Linked DNA regions of Homo sapiens: all the other regions are linked to region 4. The links are chromatin contacts, found by Hi-C or POLR2A ChIA-PET in ENCODE. All regions are on one chromosome and are shown on one strand. Each heading gives the region's core, a stretch centred on a gene start or an enhancer-like site at or near the end of the contact. The rest is flanking DNA. Distances are from core to core; before and after follow the strand shown. Region 1 has its middle 27 kb from the start of LITAF. Region 2 holds the start of TXNDC11 (thioredoxin domain containing 11). Region 3 holds the start of SNN (stannin). Region 4 overlaps CLEC16A (C-type lectin domain containing 16A). Region 5 holds the start of RSL1D1 (ribosomal L1 domain containing 1).

Evidence for each region. Hi-C counts contacts between places; a loop is a spot of excess contacts on that map. ChIA-PET counts read pairs that join two places held with the same protein, here RNA polymerase II (POLR2A). Pooled maps may share reads with other maps.
Region 1: a loop to region 4 is called in a pooled map, with 2.8 times the contacts of the local background. The contact joins two enhancer-like sites. A Hi-C loop is called at or near these places in 4 of 37 single-sample maps with no recorded cell type and 3 of 50 pooled maps. POLR2A ChIA-PET finds 5 or more read pairs at or near these places in 2 of 52 experiments (GM12878 and activated CD4-positive, alpha-beta T cell).
Region 2: a map of cardiac septum shows a loop between it and region 4 (3-fold over the local background). The contact joins the promoter of TXNDC11 here to the enhancer-like site in region 4. A Hi-C loop is called at or near these places in 1 of 168 maps with a recorded cell type or tissue (cardiac septum), 1 of 37 single-sample maps with no recorded cell type and 9 of 50 pooled maps. POLR2A ChIA-PET finds 5 or more read pairs at or near these places in 3 of 52 experiments (GM12878, activated CD4-positive, alpha-beta memory T cell and activated naive CD4-positive, alpha-beta T cell).
Region 3: a map of sigmoid colon shows a loop between it and region 4 (4-fold over the local background). The contact joins the promoter of SNN here to the enhancer-like site in region 4. A Hi-C loop is called at or near these places in 1 of 168 maps with a recorded cell type or tissue (sigmoid colon), 6 of 37 single-sample maps with no recorded cell type and 10 of 50 pooled maps. POLR2A ChIA-PET finds 5 or more read pairs at or near these places in 2 of 52 experiments (T-cell and activated T-cell).
Region 5: a loop to region 4 is called in a pooled map, with 5 times the contacts of the local background. The contact joins the promoter of RSL1D1 here to the enhancer-like site in region 4. A Hi-C loop is called at or near these places in 9 of 50 pooled maps.

The regions. Positions count from the first base shown.
Region 1 is chr16:11,612,486-11,615,185 of GRCh38, forward strand. It overlaps a transcript of LITAF not described here. Among named protein-coding and RNA genes, the nearest start is that of LITAF, 27 kb to the left of the region's middle. RefSeq lists enhancers at 1,291-1,340, 1,308-1,602, 1,501-1,710, 1,846-2,453, 2,454-2,700 and a silencer at 2,525-2,698. Within about 2 kb of position 1,251, at least 21 of the 41 ENCODE cell types and tissues checked have a DNase peak (open chromatin) inside an H3K27ac peak, as active enhancers do.
Region 2 is chr16:11,741,108-11,744,240 of GRCh38, forward strand. TXNDC11 (thioredoxin domain containing 11) reads right to left here and starts at 1,750. Exons shown (of 12, transcript NM_015914.7): 1 at 1,370-1,750. The coding sequence starts at 1,623. TXNDC11-AS1 (TXNDC11 antisense RNA 1) reads left to right here and starts at 1,907. Exons shown (of 1, transcript NR_186412.1): 1 at 1,907-3,133. RefSeq lists silencers at 1,198-1,867, 1,730-2,252.
Region 3 is chr16:11,667,205-11,670,306 of GRCh38, forward strand. SNN (stannin) reads left to right here and starts at 1,251. Exons shown (of 2, transcript NM_003498.6): 1 at 1,251-1,336. RefSeq lists a silencer at 924-1,343 and an enhancer at 2,451-2,550.
Region 4 is chr16:10,962,719-10,965,962 of GRCh38, forward strand. The region is part of intron 3 of CLEC16A (C-type lectin domain containing 16A); the gene reads left to right. Among named protein-coding and RNA genes, the nearest start is that of CLEC16A, 20 kb to the left of the region's middle. RefSeq lists an enhancer at 2,799-2,878. Within about 2 kb of position 1,458, at least 8 of the 41 ENCODE cell types and tissues checked have a DNase peak (open chromatin) inside an H3K27ac peak, as active enhancers do; they include GM12878 and sigmoid colon, where a contact is called at or near this core.
Region 5 is chr16:11,849,805-11,853,006 of GRCh38, forward strand. It overlaps RSL1D1 (ribosomal L1 domain containing 1), which reads right to left and starts at 1,738. Exons shown (of 9, transcript NM_015659.3): 1 at 1,604-1,738; 2 at 475-614. The coding sequence starts at 1,708. RefSeq lists enhancers at 900-2,099, 1,872-2,406, 2,407-2,940 and a silencer at 1,668-1,854.

The DNA of each region.
Region 1 (2,700 bases), core at 1-2,500, 650 kb after region 4:
GAACGGCTGTCTGACCTCGTGTGGGTCACCTGCGGTTAGAGCAAACTGCACTGCATGCGGCCAGCGGGCGGCCAGGGCCGGCCCAGCTCAGGACGCTCACGTGCACAGAGAACCTGGATGGAAAGTTAACAAGGCCCAGGCAGGAGCCCTCGCAGAGACAGCAGACCTTCCCACCCCACTCCCAGCCCAGAACTGGCCACCCACTTCCCCACCCCATTCTCCCCTGACATCTCTGTTTGTCCACGTCCTTGAGAAGGGCGGAGGGACGAGGACAGACTGAAAAGAGATGTTTGGAGGATGAGTCCGCCCTCTTGGGGAATGATTTCACTGTGGAACCAAGCTTGGTTACACCAGAAGCTCTTGGGCACCATCTCAGGGACTCCCATGGCTCCTGAAGACTTGTGGGAACCCTGTGTCCCCCTAGAATCTTGACCTCCCAACCCTGCAAAAGCTGTCATCTTGGGGCACAGCCGATGGCCTGGGTGCCTCTTGATGGGCAAGGCCAGCCATTCAGGTGCTTCACTCTAGGTTTTTCTTTGGATTTTTTTTTATTTGTTTTTTGGGGTTTGTTTTAGATGGAGTTTCGCTCTGTTGCCCAGGCTGGAGTGCAGTGGTACAATGTCGACTCACTGTAACCTCCATCTCCTGGGTTCAAGCGATTCTCCTGCCTCATCCTCCCGAGTAGCTGGGACTACAGGCACCTACCACCACGCCTGGCTAGTTTTTGTATTTTTAGTAGAGATGGGGTTTCACCATGTTGACCAGGCTGGTCTCGAACGCCTGACCTCAAGATCACTCTAGTTTTTGTTTCCACTTCTGGATCCCCATGGGATGGAGAGAGACGGGACACTCGCATTGACAGAGAGACCAGACCTCCTGGGTCACCTGGGGGAATAAGCAATGCAGCCAGCTGCCAGGTCCCAGGGCTGCCTTCTCCTGACCATCTGGGCAATTCAGACACAGCTGGGTCTGAGGTGCCAGAGTGTGTTGTTCCGCCTGTTTAGACCTGCCCCACCTCGAAGACATCGGTGATTCACAATCTTCCCTAGAACGGACAACTCCTGGAGGGTGGGGCCCCTGCTGATTCAAACTGGGCTCCTATGAAAGCTCCCAGAGGGTGAGGGCAGTCAGGGAAGGCTTCCAGGAGGAAGTGGCTCTTGTTGAAGGCTAAGCCAGAGTTAGGTGGGAGAGGAGCAGGAAAGGTGTCCTTACAGGGAGCACAGCCGGACGGAGGGTGTGGCGTGTGCCGGCTAGGCAGTTCACACTGGTGGAACCGAGGGCACAGAGGTGGCTGGGGCAAAGCCCAGACAGAAAGGACATCTCAGAAATGAGGATCTGTACTCCGAGAGCCGGCCTCACCCTGCCACATGTTGTCAGATGACCGGGCGGGCCACTTCTCTCGCTGAATGTTTATTTCCTTATCTCTAAAACGGAACTGACAGTTGAGATCAACGCCTGTGTTCTGTGGGGTCCCTCTGCTTCCTGGCAGGTCCTGAGATTTGGACACTTGCACATGACTCATTCATTCCCAGCAACACCAGTCAACAGTGGAGCCGTTGTGCCCATTGTACAGACGGGGCAGCTGAGGCTTGTGCAGGCTCAGAAGGATGTCCTAGTCTCTCTCACTCTCCTTTCTCCCTCCTACGGATGCTGTGACAAATGACCACAAACTAGGTGGCTTAAAACAACAGAAACTGATTGTCACAGTTCTGGAGGCTAGAAGTCTGAAATCAAGATGTCAGCGGGCTGGTCCTTCTGGAGGCCTTCTCCTTCTCCTTCTCCTTCTTCTTTCCTCTTCTTTCTTTTTCTTTTCTTTTTTTTTTTTTTTTCTTGAGACAGAGTCTCACTCTGTCACCCAGGCTGGAGTGCAGTGGCACAATCTTGGCTCACTGCAACCTCCACCTCCCAGGTTCAAGCAATTTTCCTGCCTCAGCCTCCCAAGTAGCTGGGATTATAGGCACACACCACCAGGCCCGGCTAATTTTTGTATTTTTAGTAGAGATGGGGTTTCACCATGTTGGCCAGGCTGGTCTCGAACTCCTGACCTCAAGTGACCTGCCTGCCTTGGCCTCCCAAAGTGCTGGGATTACAGGCATGAGCCACTGTGCCCAGGCTTTTTCTGGTTTTTTTTTAAGATGGGGTCTTACTCTGTCACCCAGACTGGAATGCAATGGCACAACTTCAGCTCACTGCAACCTCCACCTCCAGGGCTCGAGATCCTCCCATCTTGGCCTTCCAGAGTGCTGGAATCACAAGTATGAATCAGTGTGCCCGGACTGTTTTCACCTTTCAGCTGTTACAAATATCTTCTTACTTCCTCTGATATGCCTACTAGAAAATTTAAACTTGCCCAGTGGCATGCATTACCCTGCAGCTGGACCAGCTCTGTTCTAGACGGCAGGCAGTTCTAACGGCAGGGAGTCAGTTCAGTGATTGTCATGACAGCGAATGCATGGCTTCCAGGACCCTGTGGCCCGCTGTCAGATGGGGCCGGGTCTGAGTGCCTCACTCACAGCTGCTTCTCCAGCACCCAGCCCAGCAGCTGGCACGGGGTGGATGACCAGTCGGTACACACTGGGAGAATGAATGAATGAACAAAGGAAGGAAGGAGAGACCAAGCTGGGGCTCTAGGAGAAAACGAGGCAGGAAAGTCCCAGGGGACAGTGGCTGAGGAAAGAACAGAGATCCCAGGAAGAAAAG
Region 2 (3,133 bases), core at 500-2,999, 780 kb after region 4:
GAAACCCTGCTGACAGTACCTGGCCTATGGAAAATGCTCACTGAGAGTTATTATAATTTATCTTTCCACTAAAATCCCCGATCTTTTGACACCTCTTTGACAACTGGCCACATATCGTGCTAAATAAACTCAAAAATGTTCCGAGGTGAAATCACAGATATCATAGTAGCAATACAGATCTTATAAACTGGAATCCCAAAAGACCCACTGTGGATTTGGGAGACCAGAAGTACACCTGAAATATACAGCAAATTTTGTATGTGTGTACATTCCTGAAAAGACACACATGAACTTTCATGTTCCTACCCCCTACACCCCAGCCTACTGTCAGGCCTTTTTATCAATTCCAGGGAAACACCAAGCTTGCCCAGCCTCAGAAACTCTGCATTTGCTGTTCGCTCTACCGTGGACACGCTCCCCCGGGATCTTCCCAGCGCTGGTCCCTTCTCCTTTTTGTATAAGCTTCAAATGTCACTTCCTTAGGAAGTCTTTCCCCACCGCCATCGTTTCTATGCCCTGCATAGCACTGAAGCTTTAAAAAATTATATTTACTTGTTCACTGTCCCATCCACTCAAGGGAGCAAAAAGTTCACCCGGACGAGCGTCCGGCACATAGTAGGTGCAGATAAATAATCGTTAGATCAGGCCGGGTGCGGGGCTCTCGCCTGTAATCCCAGCACTTTGGGAGGCCGAGACGGGTGGATCACGTGAGGTCAGGAGTTCGAGACCAGCCTGGCCAACGTGGTGAAACTCTGTCTCTACTAAAAATACAAAAATTAGCCAGGCGTGGTGGCGCGCGCCTGTAATCCGAGCTACTCAGGAGCTGAGGCAGAAGAACCCCTTGAACCCGGGAGGCGGAGGTTTCAGTGAGCCGAGATCGCGCCACTGCACTCCTGCCTGGGACACAATGCGTGACTCCGTCTCAAAATAAAAATAATCGTTAGATCAATGAGTGCGGGAATTCTAAAAGGGGTCTGGAACTCTCGCAAGGTTGTGGATCACTACACCTGAAGCTTAAGGGGAATGAAATCGGTGAGAAATGAGGGTCCTACAGCCCGGGCCGAAGTGACAGGTCCACCCCTAGTGACTCCAACAGGTGAGGAGCACCCCCGACCCGCCTCCCTCGGCACTAAAGCGGGACGATAGGGCGCAGGGCTCCACCCGGAAGCCTCGCCATAATGTCCGCGGGCGGGCCGGGGCGAGGAGAAGGTGGGAAGCCGTGGCCGCAGGTTCCGGGAGGGGTCAGCCGTCCTGGGCAAGGTCAGGCCCGACTTCCCCGGCTGAGGCCGCTGCGACCCGGCCCTGCAGGCTCCAGGCGGCAGAGCAAGGGGAGCGCCCTAGCGGGGCCCCAGGGTCCGGGCCGCCTCACCTGCAGGTGAACTTGAGGGCGAGGAGCAGCGCGCAGCCGAGCGCCACGGCCCCGCAGAGCAGCTCCGGCCGCTGGCGCGCCATGAGGAAGGCGCCACGCAGCCCGCGACGGAGCCGGCCCGCCGAGGACGCTGTGGCCAGGGTCGGGCTCGAGCTGAGGCAGTCTGAGCCCGCGGGGCCGCCGCCGCCCCCTCCCTCGTCCTCGGCGTCCTCGCTGCTGCTGCTGCCGCCGCCGCGGCCTCCGCATTCCGACATTACATGCTCCCAGTCGCCGGCTTTATACCGCCGCCGCCGCCTCGGGCCCGAAGGCCCGGCCCGGCCCGTTGCTCCCCAATCCCGCAGCTCGCCGCACCCGCTAACCCGGACGCTCCACGTCAGCCGCGCCGCCGCCGCGGGGTCCGCCCCACCTCACACCCCAGAGCACGCAGCTCCGCCCACCGCTCACGGAGTCCGGGCGGGCACCGACACCGCCCAAATCCCCGCCCCCAACGGGCCACGCCCTGCACCCTACGTAAATGCACGGAAGCCTTCCCCGCCCGCAGCCCAGTCTTGGCCCCACCGGTCACGACCCCGCTCACGGAGTCTGCGCAGGCGCCGTCGCGGGGCGTGGAGAAGCTGCTCCCTTGGGATAAGGCCCGCGGGGAATACTTGGAACCTTGACACCGCTGTAGTCTGCTCTCGCCGCGCTGGGTTTTAGGAGCCGTAACGACAATAATCGTGTCCACCATTCTCACTACAGGCCCCGAAGCACGTAGGTGCCGTTTTTTATCCCAACTTAACTGAAGAAAAAAAAAACACGGCCGGGCGCGGTGGCTCAAGCCTGTAATCCCAGCACGTTGGGAGGCCAAGGCGGGCAGATTACATGAGACCAGGCGTTCAAGACCAGCCTGGCCAACATGGTGAAACCTCGTCTCTACTAAAAATACAAATATATTAGCCGGGCGTGGTGGCGGGCGCCTGTAATCCTAGCTGCTTGGGAGGCTGAGGCAGAGAATTGCTTGAACCCTGGAGGCGGAGGTTGCAGTGAGTGGAGATGGCGCCACTGCACTCCCGTCTGGGGGAGAGAGAGAGAGAGACTCTTGTCTCAAAAAAAAAAAAAGGACTTGTCCTCCAATGTCAATAACAACAAACTAGACAAATAAAACTTCGAGGGCATTAAGGCAATATGGTGTTATGCCACAAACAGAAGGCACAGCTAACGGCCAGTAGCTGAGACGCCACCTCTGCCACAGGTCAGCTATGTGACCCACGTGCAAATCTCATCACTTCCTGTCTGGTTCTGCTTCTGTGGATGTAGAATGGGGCAATCAATGGCTGTCTTGCTCAATTGGCCAGACATTTAATGTGTCAACCACCCAGGCCCAACATGTTGTGAGTTCATGTACACCGACCATTTTGCTATTTCTTTTCTATATGTCACTTTTTTTTTTTTTTTGGTTGTTTTTTGATACAGGGTCTTGTGTCACCCAGGCTGGAGTGCAATGGCGCAATCATAGCACACTGAAGCCTTGACAACCCCAGCTCAAGCGATCCACCCCCGTCAGCCTCCCAAGTAGTAGGCAACACAGATGTGTGCGACTACGCCCAGCTAATTTTTTTTTTTTGTGGAGACAAGGTCTCTCCATGTTGCCTAGGCTGGTCTTGAACTCCTGGGCTCAAGCGATCTTCCCCCTTCGACCTCCCAAAGCGTTAGGATTATGTAAAAGCATGAGTCACTGCGCCCACCTGTCACATCTTTTTGTTTCTTCTATACTGCCTTATTTTG
Region 3 (3,102 bases), core at 1-2,500, 700 kb after region 4:
GATCGGGAAGATGAAGTAGAAGAGTTCCAGCTGCAGGGAGCCACATAGGCAAAGGCCTGGCGGTGGGAAAGGCTTGGTGCACTGGGCGCAGGGAAGAAAGCCCAGCGAGGCTGAGTGGAGGGAGTGAGGGCCTGGCCACCTCAGCCTCGTGAGCCCAACCCGCCATGCTCTTCCAGAGGCTTCTGCTTGAGAATGGGAAAGAAGTTTCCAGCAAATAAGGCCCCCGTTCCCAGGAGGAGGTCCCAGCTCGCCCTGCCCCCTCCTGTCTTCTCAAGTCCCCTGGGCCACAGAAGCCTTGAGGGACCCACCCTCACCCCTTCTGTGGGCCCCAGGGCTGGGGTGTCCTCTCGCCGATGGCCTTCTTGGGGTGGATGAGTGGAGATTACTCCAATAACTGGAGCCTCTGTCTTCCCAGGTAGACAGGCCTGGCCTCAAAACCCTCTCTCCATCAGGAGCAGGCTGTGGGACTTCAGCTCTTTGGAGCCTCAGGTTCCTCATCTGTAAAATGGGAAGATTCTTTCTTCCGGAGTCATCTTAATAAAATGTGTTGGGCTGTTTATACAGGGCAGGCATTTGGTGGGGGCCAAACCACCGGGTAATTATGCTAAAAATAACTATGATTATAGGTGGCAGAGGGGTGCAAATGCCTCACAGCCTCATCCCGCAGAGGAATGAGAGCTTCGTCAGGGCCGGGACCTTGTCTGGCTCGTGGCTGCTCCCACGACGACTGGCGTGGCAGGCACGTGGTCAGTGTTCCGCCATCGACTGACTGGGCGGATGAATGATACATAAATGAATTCGCGAACGACTGATGCCCAGCTTCCTCCCGAAGCAAGGTCATTCACCTCAGCGGTCGCGCCTCTCCCCTGCCCCTGCCCCGGATTCCCCGCCGCTCTCAGCTCTCGAGGAGTATGCAGCACTCTTCCGTGCAGCGTGCCTCAGTTTCCTCCGCTGTAAGCAGGCGGGACCAAGGCAGCCTGCCGGGGTCAGGATGAGGCTGGCAGAGGAAGGGCGCCTGTAGTGGGGCCCCGTACCCACGGGCGCCCAATCCGCGCTCGCCAGGGCCGAGCCCGCCCGCCGCGCGCAGCCCCCGCCCCACCGCCTGCCGGCCCCGAGCACACGTGACTCCGCCCCGGCCCGCCCCGCCCCGCCGTCCCAGCGCGGGCTCCCATTGGCCTTTCTGGGAGGCCCCGTCCCCAGCCGGGGAGGAGCCGGGCCCCGCCCGCCGCAGCGCGGGGCTCCTGCGTCCCGAGTGCGCGGCGGCCGGACCGGGCGGGCGGAGCCGGGCCCGCGGGGCTGCTGCGGGGCGATCGGGCCGGGCCGCTGCCGCGCCATGGTGAGCCGGGCGGGGCAGGCCGCGCGCTCGGGCCGGGCGGGGGCGCCGGGGCCCGGGGGCGGGAAGGGGGAGGCCAGGACGAGGAGGGGCGCGCGCGGCGGCGGGGCCGGGCCGGGGTCTGCGGGCGGGGGAGGGGCGGCCCGGCGGGCGCGGCTCGGGGGAGGGTCCGTTCCAGGGGCCGCGCCCGCGGGCTGGGGTTCTTTGTCAGCGGCGCTGCGGCGAGATCCGGACAAAGGAGGCGGCGGGGGGCGGAGGCCGCTTTGTGGGGATCGCGGGGCGCTCGCCCCCGCCCGTGCAGCCCCCGCCCGTCCTCAGCTACGCTCCCGCCTTCCCCCGGCATTTCGGGGTTCTTCAAAATTCTGGGAGCTCCGGGGAGGGCTCCGGGGATAGGGGTCCAGGTGACGTCCGGCGCCCGTCTCGCGGGTAGGGAAACTGAGGCCGGGCCGCAGCGTTCGGCGCCCGGTTCCGTGGGCAGCGGCTGCGCGGCGTGGGCATGCCTAGCTCCCCTGGTCCCCGTCCCACACCCCGCCTCCGTCGGGCCGATTCGAGCTACCTCCCCAGCTGCCGTCCCCTCTCCAGCTGTCGCCCCCTGGGCCGAGCCCCCTCCTCCCTGGAGCCTCGCTTTGCTCCTCCGTGGAGTGGGGGAGACGCCGGCGCCGCCGGGCAGGGTGGAACGGGAGGGTGCGCGGAGCGCGCCTGGCACCGCGCCTGCCACGCCGCCCGCGCTCAGCACTCGGGAGCCGCCGGGGCGCTGTCACCCCTAAGTCCCCAGCACCCAGCCCAGGTCGCCCAGCCCGCCCCAGCGAGGGCCACACTGGGGTTCACCTGTCCGCGGCCCCTCAGGCACGCGGGAGAGGAGGTAGGGAGAATGTGGCATTTTAGAGTCAGGGTCGAAATGCGGGATTTTGGATGCAGGTTGCCTGGGTTTGAATCCCTGCGCGTCTACTTTTGAGCTGTGTGACCTTGGGCAATGGACTTAACTTCTCTGAGCCACCAATTTCTGTATCTGCCAAGAGGGAACAGTAATAGCTCAACTGCCCTGTTGTCTTGAGGCAGAAAGGAGACATCTGCGTGAGCTGTTTATCTCAGTGTCTGGCACATATAATTGCCACCAACTTTCTCCGGCATCTACAAGCAAAGTTGTTTGGCCAAACAGGCCAACCCTGGGGCAGCCTGTGAAAATGACCAGCGGGTGATTCACAGGGTGGGGGCATGAGCCTCTGGCCTGGCCCGAGGAAGACCCCGACTGACCTTGGGGCAGTCCCGGTTCAGAGCTCTGCGGGCTCCCGCTTCCTCTTTTGCCACTGGGGAACCTAGGGGATTCTGGAGCGAGTTTCCTCTTCTGAGGATGGGGGTGTCATGGGTGGGGGTGGAGGATGAGATAACACTGGCCAGAGAGCTGGGCACAGCCCCATCAGTGTCAGTCCCACTGGCATCCGGCCGTTCTTGGTCCTGGCTTCTGGAGGGCTGGGGCCTTGTGTGATGCGTCCTTGTGTCCCACTGGCTGCTGGAGGCCCAGGGCAGAACGGACGTCCCGCCTCGTCCTGGCTGTGTCCAGCAGTGCCCTCTTCTCCCTACAACCCTGTTTTCCCAGTCAGAACCTGGGGCAGGAAACGTTTCTGGTTTGTGACCCGGGGTTCGCTGAAGAGTTTGTTGGCACCCTTGGCAGGTGGCTTTATGGGGGGAGGCAGTACTGAAAGCCCCGTAGGGATGGCTGGTCCCCTGTAAGCAGGGCAGCCCTCCTGGCGTCTGTCAAGGAGCCTCAG
Region 4 (3,244 bases), core at 208-2,707:
TGGGTTAAACAATAGAGATTTGTTTTCTCACTGTTCTGGAGCATTGAAGTCCAAGATTGGCCAGGCATGGTATCTCATCCCTGTAACCCCAGCACTTAGGAGGCCAAGGTGGGCAGATCACTTGAGCTCAGGAGTTTGAGAACAGCCTGGACAACAAGGTGAAACCCCGTCTCTACAAAAAACCACAAAAATTAGCTGGGTGTGGTGGTGTGCACATGTAGTCCCAGCTACTCAGGAGGCTGAGGCAGGAAGATTGTTTGTCAAGGAAGTCGAGGTTGCAGTGAGCCGTGATTGTGCCACTGCACTCCAGCCTGGGTGACAGAGCAAGACCTTGTCTCCAACAACAACAAAAAAAAAAGTTCAAGATCAAGTTGCCAGCAGGGTTGGTTTCTAGTGAGGGCTCTCTTCCTGGCTTGCAGACGGCCACCCTCTTGCTGTGCATGGCCTTTCATCTGTGTGTGAGTGGAGAGAAATTGAGAGAGTGCTAGCTGGTGTCTCTTCCTCCTTCTATGGGGACGCCAGTCCTATTGGATGAGAACCCCCACCCTTATGACCTCATTAACCTTAATTACCTCGCCAAAGGCCCTGTCTTCAAATACAGCCACAATGGGGGTTAGAGCTTCAATGTAGGAACCTGAGGGAGACATAGTTCAGTCCCTAAGCCTGTGTTTGTTTCTGTGTGGTGGGTACTATCAGAGGGTTCCCCTCTGCTGATGATGCTGGGGGTGTTTGCAGTTCTTCTTTATGACTTGCTATTAAAGAGTTGGGGTCGCTGAATCATCAGCCAATGGAATAAGCACTGGAAGAAGTAAGACAAGGAAGATCTCTGCCAGAGGGCAGGCAAGGGTGTGTGCATTGGTACCAACCCTCCTGCTTCAGTCCCTCCACCCAGCTAGTGAGTGTGTGACTCCGAACTTCTTACCTGCCCTCACTAAGCCTCAGTTTCGTCATCCGTAATAACCACCCCTGAGAGGCAGGTGCCATCAGTGCTTTCATTTTAACACCCAGGCGCCAGCTCTAGCAAAGCCAGAATAGAGAAGGGGTTTCATCCCAGGCGATTAGCTCAGTGGTCTTCAGTGAGGGGACATTTGGCATCATCTAAAAACATTCTTGGGGGTGCTGCTGACATCTAGTGGGTAGAGGGTAGGGGTGCTGCTAAGGACAGGCCCCCCACAACAGGGAATTACCCAGCCCAAATTGTCCCCAGTGCCGAGGCTGAGAAACCCTGGTTTGGTTCCTAATCCTCCACGCTAGACTGCTAGCTTTGTTATTCCAAGGTGACTTCACCAAGCCCGGGCCCTGCCCGCCAGAAGTGGGGGACAAGTGGCCAAATGTCTATATCAGAGGCAGGCTCTAAGTCCCCAGGACAGGTCTGAAAAAAGTCTGCAGTGGGCAGAAAGAGGTAGAGATGGTGGCATTCCTCTGGCCAAGAGGGAGAGGTGAAAGGGCTGCTGAGTGATGGCTCTCGCAGCCGCCGCTAGGTGGTGCTGCTGCCTCAGAGACGCCTTATGCTTCCCGGTGACCGCAAGTTGACAAATGTGGGCCGACTCCTGTCTCCCTAAATGGTTTCCCTTGTTACCAGCGCCTGTTTCACTGGATGTGAAATGACTGCGGTTTCTAAAAGCTCTGAGGGGAAGATCCAGCTCAGTGGCACAGGCCCTTGACTCAGACTGAACCAGGTCCCAGGCCCAGTTCTGCCCCACACTGGCTCCCTGCACGTGCCTGGACAGTGAAGGCTCCGAGCTGCTGTTTGTGCATCTGTCAAGAGGAGAGCACAGTGGCTGCAGCATAGAGTGGCTGGGCGTGAGCGTGAGAGCAGGTGTTCAGAGCGAGGCACAGGGTCTGGCAGATAGGACATGGCCATGGTGTCGGTTTTATCCTTTAAGGCAACATCACCCTCAGTGTCCCTGCCCTGGGAAGCCTCTCAAAGTCCAGCTAGGCACGGGGTGACTGGATTGAGATGGGGGTGGGGCGATCAAAACTTACGGCTTTTAGAGTGTTTCTCTGAATTATGTGGCTTTTAAAAATTGTATATATTTAATGTGTACAACTTGATTTAATATATACATATACACAAAAAAATGTGTACATTGTGAAATAATCACGGCAATCAAGTGAATTAACATATCCATCACCTCACTTTTGTGCGTGTGTGTGGGTGGGGGTTGTGTGTGCACCTTGGGTGATGAAAATATGCAGTAGATCTGTTAGCAGATTTCAAGTCTGTAACACAGTAGGATGACCTGTAGTCACTGTGCTGTACATGAGAGCTCCGGAACTTACTCATCGTGCGTCGTACCCTTTGATCAGCGTCTCCCCATTTCCCTCCTCCCCAGTCCCTGGTAACCACCCTTTGACTCTCTGCTTCTATGAATTTGACTGTCTTAGATTCTCCCTGTAATTGAGATCATGCAGTATGCGTGGCTTTTCTTGTCCTGGCACCGAAAAGGGTGCCCTGCTGTGGGAAACCCAGGCAGATGCCCCTGGCTTTATAGCCCCTTCACCACAGTGCTTTTATAAGCCCTGCAAAAAGGGTAGAAATCATTGCACGTTTACAGAACTTGGATTTGTAAGGGGTGAGGAGGATAGAAGACCTTTGCTTTTATTTTTGTTTTCTAATCACAGAAGAAAAAATGTCCTCATTGTTAAATAACGAAAAGCCAAATGTTAGAAAAATGTAAAGTCAAGTTTCTGCAGAATTCAACCCTAACGATCCATTGTGCACCAGCCATTCTGCTGTTTGCTTTTCTTTTTCCCACCTTCCCAGTGTATCCTAGATCTCATTGTCCCGTTCTGTAACCCTGCCTGGTTTGGTTTAGGAGTGGCAGCTTGTTGTGCTATAATCTATTTAACCTGACCACGGGCATTTAGGTGGTTTCCAGCTTTTCACTATTACAAGCTACCATTTCACAAATGCACCTGTTGCCTGTTGGGGTTAGTGACCTAAGTGACAGAGTCCCGAGAGACTGAGATTACGTACAGGCTCCCGGGTTTATTAGAAAAGGATACCACAGAAAGTCAGCCACACAGTGAGGGGGTAGTAGAAAAATCCCAGCCTGATAATAGAGGCACCTCCAACTGTCCTATGGTGGCCCCCCACCACCCACAGAGTCATCTCTTGGAGGCCCTGGAAAAGTCCCTGCTGGGGAGTGGAGGGAGCCTGTCGCTGTTCCAGCTCCAGGGTACAGCTGAGAGACTCACAGTTGCACATCTGAAGCTCCCAGTATGGTGTCTGTGCTGCTGG
Region 5 (3,202 bases), core at 488-2,987, 890 kb after region 4:
CTAGAAAATTTTAGCACATCTGAATTTCTACGGTTCTTTTATTTTTTATTATTTTTTATTTTTTTGAGACAGAGTCTTGCTCTGTCGCCTAGGCTGGAGTGCAATGGAGACATCTCCGCTCACTGCCACTCTCCTGCCTCAGCCTCCCGAGTAGCTGAGATTACAGGCACCCGCCATCATGCCTGGCTAATTTTTGTATTTTTGGAGAGACAGGGTTTTACCATGTTGGCCAGGCTGGTTTTGAACTCCCGACCTCAGGTGATCCGTCCACCTCGGCCTCCCAAAGTGCTGGGATTACAGGTGTGAGCCACCACATCAAGCCTCTATGGTTCTTTTGGACATAGTTGTTTTACTTCACGTCAGATTTTTATTATAAGTTTGCAAAGTTTCCATTAGTAACCATGATGCAATTGTTCGAGTTACAAAGAATAAACACACAGATAAAAACAGCAAAGGTAGAAAATCACAACTTACAATCTGACCCTCAGTTCTTTACTTGGAATTTTCCATAATACCACCATTAAAAATAAACTTTCATTCTCATTCAAAAGCAACCCATAATTGTTTTTCCTGGACTTGCAATGCGTCAAGAGAGCGTCCACTGCCTTTCTAACCTGCAAAGTGGAAATTAGACAAATAAGTGAAATGTTTTCACAATAACTTACACAAATAAATGAAATGTTCTCAATCTAATTTAGCATTTGCCCCCTCCCACACCTTCTATTTTTTCCCTTCCAACTTCTATTTCAAGGGGTAACCTCCATAACCGTATCTATTAGGATCCTGCAGTTTATATTCACAGAAATCTAAGAATCCATCAAACATGCCTAAGTACCCACTTCCAGTACTGTGTGCAGAAGGGCACCTCTTCTACTTAAAGAGATTGGGCTAGAGGGAAACGTGCCCCTCCTGCCCTCAATGATGAAAGCAGTAATCCCAGGAAAAACGCAAAGCAAAATGCATTTAGCATTTACTGAGAACTCCTGGCAATTCTCCTGCCTCAGCTTCCCGAGTAGCTGAGATTACAGGCGCCCGCCACCACGCCCACCTAATTTTTGTATTTTTAGTAGAGACGGGGTTTCACCATGTTGGCCAGGCTGGTATCGAACTCCTGACCTCAGGTGATCCACCCGCCTCGGCCTCCAAAAGTGCTGGGATTACAGGCGTGAGCCACCGCGCCCGGCCTACTGAGCACCTTCTTACCATGTACCAGGCCAAAGCGCTTTACACTCATTACCTCTCCCGATCCTGGATAACGGGGAGCCGAAGGGCCCACTTTAAATAACGGGTAACAGACCTGCAAAACTAAGCGATTCGGTCAAGCGCTAATGATAGGGAAGCTAAGCCAGGTCGCCAGGTCTATCTCATCTAGCTCCACAGCACACTTGCAACCCAATTCACTAGCGCCAGGCCGCAGGACCAGGGAAAGCAGGCGCCCACCCACGTGTGTAAAGGGGAGAGACAGCTGAGGCACACGGCCCGCCAGCGACCGTCCCACAGCCCCGGGGAAGTCCGCCGAGCACGCACTCGGGTTCCGGCACCCTGCGCCTCACGAGGTAACCGCCACACTGCTTCCAAGCCACCCTCCCCAGGAACCACTCACCTGTTCTTTATCCAGCTGCTTCCGTGCTGTCGGGGCCGCTGGAGTCGAGGTGGAGGTTCCAGTAGCGGCTGCAGAAGACAGCGAGGCCGAGGCCGAATCCTCCATCTTGTTTCCACCTCGTGAAGAGGCGCGTGTGCAACCCCACTGCTGGCTTCTGGTGCGCACGCGCGAGCAAGCCCGGCCCCGGAAGCGAGGGGGCGGGAACCGAGCCTCTGTGCGTCATTTCCGGGAGAGCGTGGGGTTTCGCTCTCCGGGGCAGTGGCTGCTGTCAGAATCCCTTCTTTGAGGAGGCACCTGCTCTTCCGCTTTTCTCCAGCTTTCCATGAGCTGTGGGGAGTAGCTTGGGTGTCCTCTCACTCTTACTAGATAGAAATCAAGAAAGCGCCTTGAGGCGAGAGAAGAGTCCCGTCAGGAGGCCCAGTGGGGTCCTCCACACTCCACGGTCCCCGCCTCCGGGAAGGCCGCGCGTGGCATGGGCAGAGCGCGGAATCCTGGCTCCACTGCCCACCTGCCCGTTGACTTTAGGCGACGCCAACCCCAGGCTGGTGAGGAGTCCCTGAAATATAAGGCACGGGAGCCACCCGGAGCCACCCGACCTGCCACGTTAAGCAGCATGAGGGACCGAAAGATGAGTCTGGGCCAGTCTCTTAGGAGCTTCTGGTCTCGCAGAGAGGCGGGAGGTAAGATCCTGTACAAATAAGCGTGGCTGGTCGTGCGCGTGGCTGGCGTCTGGAATCCCAGCGCTCTGGGAGGCCGAGGCGGAGGGATTCCAGGAGTTGGAGACCAGTCCGTGCATATACGAGACTCCGTCTCTCCAAAAATTATAAACATTAGCCGGCGTGGTGGTGCGCGCCTGTAGTCCCGGCTACTTGGGAGGCGGAGGATGGAGGATCTTGAGGAATTCGAGGCTCGGTGAGTTCTGATCCGCGCCACTGCACTCCAGCGTAGGCAGTAGAGTGAGACCTTGTCGCTAAACAAACAGGTTAGGAGTGGAGGCTGGATAACTGACAAATGGAATACCTTAGAACAGGGGAGTCCAATCTTTTGGCTTCCGTGGGCCACACTGGAAGAAGAATTGCCTGGGCCCATATATAAAACTAATACTAATGATAGCCGACGAGCTTTAAAAAAAAAATCTAAAAAAAATCTCGTAATGCTTTAAGGAAGTTTACGAATTCGTGTTGGGCTGTATTCAAAGCCTGGCCTCCAGGGCCGCACGCGGCCCTTGGGTAGGACAGGTTTGCTTTGTAATGTCTTCCTCCCACTCCACCCGCCTCCCCAGAGGTACCCTTACCAGTGTCTCCTGGAACCTTCCAGAGATGTTCTAGGCATGTTTAGGAGATACTTCTCCTTTCTCTTGTTGGATGGGTTTAATTAATTTTTTTCCTTTTTTTTTTTTTTTTTTTTGTAATGGAGTCTCGCTCTGTCGCACAGGCTGGAGTGCAGTGGCACGATCTGGGCTCACTGTATCCTTCGCTTCCCGGGTTCAAGCAGTTCTCTGCCTCAGCCTCCCGAGTAACTAGGATTACAGGCACGCGCCACAACGCCCGGCTAATTTTTGTATTTTTAGTAAAGATGGGGTTTCACCATCCTGGCCAG